2 separate regions of the Homo sapiens genome follow, and region 2 is linked to region 1. Evidence: chromatin contacts called from ENCODE Hi-C data. All regions are on one chromosome and are shown on one strand. Each heading gives the region's core, a stretch centred on a gene start or an enhancer-like site at or near the end of the contact. The rest is flanking DNA. Distances are from core to core; before and after follow the strand shown.

What was found. Hi-C counts contacts between places; a loop is a spot of excess contacts on that map. Pooled maps may share reads with other maps.
Region 2: a map of IMR-90 shows a loop between it and region 1 (3-fold over the local background). The contact joins two enhancer-like sites. A Hi-C loop is called at or near these places in 3 of 168 maps with a recorded cell type or tissue (IMR-90, PC-3 and endothelial cell of umbilical vein) and 6 of 50 pooled maps.

What each region holds. Positions count from the first base shown.
Region 1 is chr16:12,227,186-12,230,945 of GRCh38, forward strand. The region is part of intron 14 of SNX29 (sorting nexin 29); the gene reads left to right. Among named protein-coding and RNA genes, the nearest start is that of SNX29-AS2, 140 kb to the right of the region's middle. Within about 2 kb of position 1,691, at least 3 of the 41 ENCODE cell types and tissues checked have a DNase peak (open chromatin) inside an H3K27ac peak, as active enhancers do.
Region 2 is chr16:12,391,362-12,395,121 of GRCh38, forward strand. All of the region lies in intron 16 of SNX29 (sorting nexin 29), which reads left to right. Among named protein-coding and RNA genes, the nearest start is that of SNX29-AS2, 21 kb to the left of the region's middle. Within about 2 kb of position 1,595, at least 2 of the 41 ENCODE cell types and tissues checked have a DNase peak (open chromatin) inside an H3K27ac peak, as active enhancers do.

The sequences.
Region 1 (3,760 bases), core at 441-2,940:
TCCTTTCTCCCCATTTTACTTCCCTTGTCATCCCACAGAGCTGAATGTTCCGATCATGACCGTGTGGTTAGGAACAGCCCTGTTTAGCGCATTTCTCACCTTTTCCTTTTCCTCACTTCTTCTCTTGGACTCCTTCCCCCAACCCAAATGATCTGCACCCCAGTGACAACGTGGAGTGGCTCCGCGGAAGATGGATGATACACACTTGTGATGTTGCTCATGTTTTATGGTTAACTGCCTGGAATTCTTCAGAGTTCTTTTCATAGCAGTTGAAGGCTGAAAGGCACACAGAAATGACCAACTCAATTCTGTCAACATTTGCTGAGTGTTCTTTTTCTGTGTCAGGCCCTGGGAACTGGAGCTTATCTTACACAAATCTATGGGGGGAAAGTAAGTTCTCTAGATTCTTGCTATTCAAAATGAGGTCTCTGAGGCCGGGCGCGGTGGCTCATGCCTGTAATCCCAGCACTTTGGCGGGCTGAGACAGGCAGATCACCTGAGATCAGGAGTTCAAGACCATCTTAGCCAACATGGCGAAACCCAGTCTCTACTATAAATACAAAAAGTAGCCAGGCATGGTGGCTCGTGCTTGTAATCCCAGCTACTCGGGAGGCTGAGACAGGAGAATTGCTTAAACCCAGGTGGTGGAGGTTGCAGTGAGCTGAGATCCAGCCAGTGCACTGCAGCCTGGGCAACAGAGCGAGACTCTGTCTTAAAAAAAAAAAAAAAAAAAAAAAAAAAGACCGAAGTGAGGTCTCTGGACCAGCAGTAGTGGACTCGTCACCTGGGAGCATGTTAGAGAGGCAGGATGTTGCTGGGCTGGCCCACGCCTGTAATCTCAGCACTTCCAGAGACTTAGGTAGGAGGATCACTTCAGCCCAGGAGTTCAAGACCAGACTGGGCAACACAGTTGAGACCCTGTCAGGAAAAGAAAAGGAGAATGTCAGACCTTACCGTCTCAGAGTCTGCACTTTAACAAGGCCCCCAGCCGAGCTGTAGACACATTAGTGTTAGAGGCACTGAAATGTTCTCGGTCTCTGTAGAGAGATGGACAGATATTGACACCATACTGCTATTCTCCCTTCCACACCCATGGCAGGCATCATTAATCAAACAGGATACTTTTCCCCAATGATCCCTGTCTAAACTTCCAGCACGTTCTCAGCACAGTGTTATAGATGGCCACTTCCAGTTGGTCCGAGTTGGCACTCGAGGTCAGGTTCAGCTGCTTTACCTTGCCTCCAGCACAGTCCATGACAGCAGCAGCATCCTGCTCTCTCTGCCTCTGCTCTGGTCACTCTTACCCCTTTCTTTACAACACAGAGCTTTCTTTTAAAACTACAAATATGCTCAAGATATTTTCCTGCTTAAAACCCTTCAGTGACTTCCCGTTGCAATTAAAATGAAATCCAGATGCCTTACCATGACTTGCAAAACCCTGCCTGACTTGGCCCTGCCCACCTTTTCAACCCTGTCTGGTGCGCAGCTCCCCAACCTATGCTGTTCTCTGCCTGTATCACCTCATTTCAGTTCCTGGAACAAGCCGTGTTTTTCCCGCCTCAGGGCTGGGCTGACCAAAGTCACCGTCTCTTGAGTTTTCCCACTGTCCACGTGAAAAAGCTAGGGGCACAGAGACTTGATTTGCCTGAGGCCACATGGCGAGTCAAGAGCCAGAGGGACTTCATTGCAAAGCTGGTGATGCGGGGCAGGCTGCCTCCCTGCAGTGACCACACGAGGGAGCCTCCACCGAGTCTTCTGACTCCTGCTGCTCTCCCTAAGTGAGTGTCTAGAATGCGCTTTTCTCCCCCACTCCCAAATGCCTTGCAGGGCTTGCTTGCCCTCATTCCTTCACACAGACCTTGGACTTGCCACCTCCTCAGAGAGCCATTCCCTGGCCTGCCAGGATGTACCTTGCCCCCTTCAGCATTCCAGCTATGTTTTATGGAGCACTTGTGACAATTTGCAGTATGTCTTATTTATTCCTGGTTTGAACTTGTTTTCGGTTTCTCCACTAGTCTGTAAGCTCCCTGGTAGCAGGATTCCTGTTTGTGTTATTGGCCTCCATAACTAAAGCACCAGCATAGTACCTGGCACATAGTAGGTGTTCAGTAAATATGATTTGGATGTGTGCATGAATGAATAATGGAAATGGTCAGGCCAGTCCTAGGATTTTAGGCCTGGTCTGGATCTAAATGAACATCTAACCAATTTCCATGTCGTGTATGCGGCTAAGCGAAGAAAAAGAGTGGTTTCATCTCCCTGATGTCAAATGGCCAGTTGGACCCAGCATGAGTTTTTGCCAATGTAGAGATACTTTTGTGACTTATGTCCAGTGGACCACATCAGATGGCCCCAAATAAACCTTCTTCCTACCATTTTTCATCTTTTACAATTCCCTTTGAAGAATGGTGGGGTTTTTTTTTTTTGACTGTCACATGATGTTTAAAGAAAAATCAAGGAAGATAAGTTCCTGCATTCTTCAAAGATCTACCGTCAAAGGGATTTACCTAACAATTGAAGTAGTGTAGAGGGTTGCTGTTCTTGGGGTAGTGCCTTCAGCCAAGTCAAAAGGGATGAACTGAGCTGACGCTGAGGTTACCTCTGCAGTCCGACCTGTACTGGTCAACTGTGCTTGGACCTAGATCACTCAGGTAGCTCAGCTCTGTCTCATACTGGTCTGGTTGGACTTACGAGATAATTCAGAGGAACTGCTTTCATTCTTTCTAGGACAGGGTTCAGCAAACTTTTTCTATAAAAGGCTGGATAGTAAATATTTTTGGCTTTGTTGTCCAGATGGGTCTCTGTCACAACTGCTCAGCTCTGCTGTTGTAGCAGCCGCAGACATTGTGTAGATGAGTGGGCTTGGCTGTATGCCAATAAAACTTTATTTACAAAACTTGCATCAGCCCGGATTTAGCCTCAGGGCCATAGTTTGTACACGTCTGTTCTAGGAGTGTTTAAACGAAAACAAAGAAAATGTAAAAGACAGCTTTCATTAGTTGTCAAAGTTTGCCTGCAAACTGTCTTGAAAGCTTCTGAAGCTGGTCCTTGGACTCAGGAGCTTGTTCTTAAACTTGAGAAACATCATTGTCTGACTTCCCGTTTGGGCAAAGAGTCAAGCCATGATTTATCAGTTGCAATAAATAGCTTGTATTTTTCCAAATAGACAATCACGTTCTCTTCATTAGCAACCCATCTGCTGGACCTGCAGTAGTACTGAGGAAAGATGCCTTGGTAAACACAGTAGCAGGATTGCAAAGTGCAAACGAACCCTCTTGCTTTGGTGACAGCTTGTTTGTGGAAACTGGACCATTCTGCAAATGAGTTCATCGATCTTGCCTAAATACTGGAAGGGCCTGTTCAACATTAGGGGAAATGCCAATGTATTTTGAGACAGATCAAACAAAGCTGCAAGTGGACAAATTTTAGCATTTGTTTTTTAACGAATGAGCAGATGGTAGGCCTTGAATGCCCCAAATGCTTATCTTTGAGTTAGGTTGGGGGGAAAATAGGGAAACCAAATCCAAAGTGAATACGTTAATACTGTGCCATCACCTAGAAACTATTTGGGCTGCACGTTGGAGTTGCAATTGTGACTCTTAAGAATAAAAATGTTTCTCCCTTGTAATAAGTCGTATGTATGTATGTATGTATGTATGTATATATGTATGTACTTACTGAGATGGAGTCTCTCTCTGTCACCCAGGCTGGAGTGCAGTGCCATGATCTCGGCTCACTGCAACTTACGCCTCTTGGGTTC
Region 2 (3,760 bases), core at 345-2,844, 160 kb after region 1:
ACATTTTTAAGCTGCATACTCTGATAGCCTGTTCAGAAGACAGTACTGTTACATCATTTTCTGTACAGAGAGTAGAAGGATAATTCAGTCGTTCTTCCAGCATGGTGGAACAAAAACTTTCCAGGATTTTGCTTGAAATTTTAAAAGCAATTATATGAAAGAATTTTACAGTGAACACATGTATACCTACCACTTAGAGTCTACCATTAACATTTTGCTGTACTTTATCATCTGTTTTTTTATCCATCCATCTATGCGTGCATCCATCCATCCATTCATTCATTCATCTGTCCATCATTTTATCTTTTTTGGGATGCATTTCATAGTAAATTGCAGATGTCGGTATATGTTTCTCCCAAAATACTTCAGTAGGCACATAGAACTTTACCATCGCCCCAGAATGTCCCTTCATGCCATTTCCTGGTGTTTCCCACTCCACTCTCCCTGAGGTATTCACTGTTCTGATTTTCTTTCCACCATAGACATGATAGTTTCTTTCTTTCGATTTAAAATTGCGTGATTGTTACGTTGATTTTTTGAAAGGTTAACAAGTCATGTACATGGTAAAAATCTACAAGGTGTAAAGTTTTACAGATAGGAATAGATCATCGTCTCTCCTCTGACGCTTGCTTCTCAGTGCCTTCCCTCAAAGGCACCCATGGCTAGCAGGTTCTTACGTGTCTTTATAGAAATGGTTCATGCATATAGACACGTGTGTCTCCCAACACGCTAATACTTCAAGAGGATAGTAGCTCACCTGACACTTTGTTTTGTGTCTAGCTTTTGTCATTTGACATTATATCTTAGAGATCTCCTCCTCTTTAGAGGAGATGCCTGCTGTTCTTTTCATAGCTGCGCAGCCTGGCTATGAGTGTGCTGTGTTTTATATAACCATTTCATTCCTTGTTTCCAGGCTTTTATTACCCTAAGTGGTATTGCAACAAATGTCTTTGTATCCTTGTCTCTGTGCTTATGTTGTCCATCACTCTTTATTTCTTGGAAAGAAAGTAGATGTCCATTCTTAGTGAAGTAGTAAGTTCGATCATTTCCCCATGCCCTTTGCCTCCCACCCTTTCCCTGCTCCAGCCATTCATCCATCCATCTGTCCATTTTTACATCTGCCTGTCTGTCCATCCAGTGGGAACATTCACTGAGCGATCAGATGTGCCTGCCTACCACGTTGGACTCTGAGAATATTGTCCTCTACACCCTTGTTATCTTTTGGGAAAAACAAATGTGTCAAAAACTGATTCACAGAAGTGTGATAGTCTATGTTTGTGTGAGGTTTCAGTGCTGCCCAGAGGATAAAATAAAAATTCTTTAAAGCTCTTATTTGCCAAGTTTTTACTCCTAGCAAAGAATCCTTGACCTCAGCTGTTTTTAAAAACCACAGAGAACAAAAACAACAACAAAAGCCACAGAGATATGATGCCTCTAGTGGTATGTTTGTAAAGCAAATGAAAAAACTAACAGAGAACCCTGAAAGTGCTCCAGAACTGGGGGGCTTTGTCCTGAAGGCGTGGATAGCCCAGGCTGACTTTATGATCAGATCATCAGGCCTGAGCCTGTTGCTTGGCTTGACCAACCAAGCTGAGAGACAGAACCATGCCATTTCACATTCTGTTCCTTATTAAAAGATGAGATGAGAAAGCAAGCGCATTGGTGGGATGGAAAACAGTTGTCATTTTTTGGCAGTGAAAAGGGAGAGCTAATTGCATAAGGGCAGGCTATTTGAAAATAGGGATGAGTGAGAAAGTGACTCTGGAAAACAAATTATGGCTGCCATTTCATGATTGGAACAAAGGTTTGCTGCCTCCATAGGATCTTCCTTGTTGCTTTTCTTTGGAGCAGTGAATCTGAGAACCTGGTAATTAGAAGAAAGAAATAAGATTCTCTTTCTTTGGTTCTTTTTTTGTCTCCAAACTAACTTATCCTTCCCATGCATCAAGATTTTGAATTTGCTACAAAGCAATCTAAAAATCTGTTGGCATTTCAGGGTGGAAACATAGCATATCTTATGATTCATTCATTCATGCATGCATGCATGCATGCATTCATTCATTCATTCATTCAGTGTGTTAGTTCGTGCCTACATGTGCTGGGTTCTTGGCCAGGCTGCAGTGTGTCATGGTGAACAGGTGGGTGTGGTAAGCACATATAGAGCTCTCTGAGCTCACAAGGAGGGTTCCAATCCACAGATAACCAGCGTGGAGTCATTACAAGCTGAAGAATGTGAACCGTAGAGGGTTACAGTGGAGACACTGTTTAGTTCTGGTGGTCTGGGAAGGTGCCTCCTAGGAATTCATATTTTGGCTGAGTCTTAGATGAGAAGAGCTAACCTTACAGAGAGGCTGAGGAAGAGGAGAAGGGAGCAGTAGCTTACAATAATACTTGCTTCGCAGATTGTTTGAAGATTAACTGTGAGACCATGAAGTCCTTGGCACATAGTAATTGTTCAGCACATGCTGGCCTCTCCCTTTACCTTTGTTGATTTTTTCTAATAGGGCAATCAGAGGCTGGTTGTCATGAGGTAGGCAAGGAAGAAACCAAGGTTTACGGAAGCCAAGTGACTTCTCACATCATCAGAGGAAGCCCAGGATTAGAACTCAAAACATGTGCATTTCTGTCTGTTCCTGAGAGCTTATGTACTTGGCTCAGAGTCTGGAGGCTGACCTGTGTTCCCAGAGATGGAAAAGGACCTGGGACTTCCTAGGGGCAAAGCCTCCTAAGTCTTCCTGCAGCAGCAACAGCAAAATAAAATCAGAAAACCCCCAAGCTTTAAGGAGGCTCAAGGTTTTAGACCCAGTTGTGCATCTGTATATGTCTACTCTGGAGCTATTGAGTCCTTTCAGATTTTCTTCACCCATCAGAGGTCCGTTTACCAGCTAAGGCTCTTGAGTATGAATTTGGGTTACTTGATCTTCTGGGCATCCCAGAGGCAAGATGCGAAGAACGGATACTTTGTAGTGGGAGGCAGTATAGCTTAGCAGTTAGAAGAGCAGGCTCTGGAGCCAGACCACCTGTGTTTGAATTCCACCTATGCTACTTACTACCTGAAGGACCTTGGGCAAGTTACTTTTATGGATTATATGTCTCTGTATGTGAAACCACCCCAAAACTTAATGGCTTTTTAAAAAAACTTGGCTATTTTTTTATCTCTCATGATTCTGTGGGCCGACTGGGCTCAGCTGGGTGGTTCTTTTACGTCATGTGGTGTCGACCAGGGCTTGACTGAGCTGGACATCCAAGATGGTGCTCTCATTTATCTGGTAGTTGGTGCTGGCTATCCACTGGGACTTCAGATGGGATTATTGATCAGAATACCTCATGTGGCTTCTCCACCTGGAGAAAGCCCGAGCACCTGAAGGCACTGAGGCTGAGTGAGAGGCTGCTGAGTAGACTAAGAGATTTGGCTTGGGCTCCTGATATCTTTACTTCCTCTGTGTTTATTCACAGTGATCTCTCTTGTCCTTGCCCATGAAATCGGAAGCACACCTCTGCCCACCTGCTGTGGAAGAGCTTTGTGGAGTGGGCAGCCTTTGATGATACTGGGTGGTGGTGGTGTCATGCTTGCACACCCCTCAGGACTAGAAGTGAGGGTAGCTCCAATGACAGAAGGGTTCCCTGTTCATCTTTACCACCGCCTTACCTGGGGGTGTGGTAATTTTTTTTACCACAATGGGAGGAGGTGTAATTTTTCTTCTACGGCTTTGGCAAATTGGCTGATTTTCTTTTTCTCTCCCTCTTCTGTCTTTCCTTT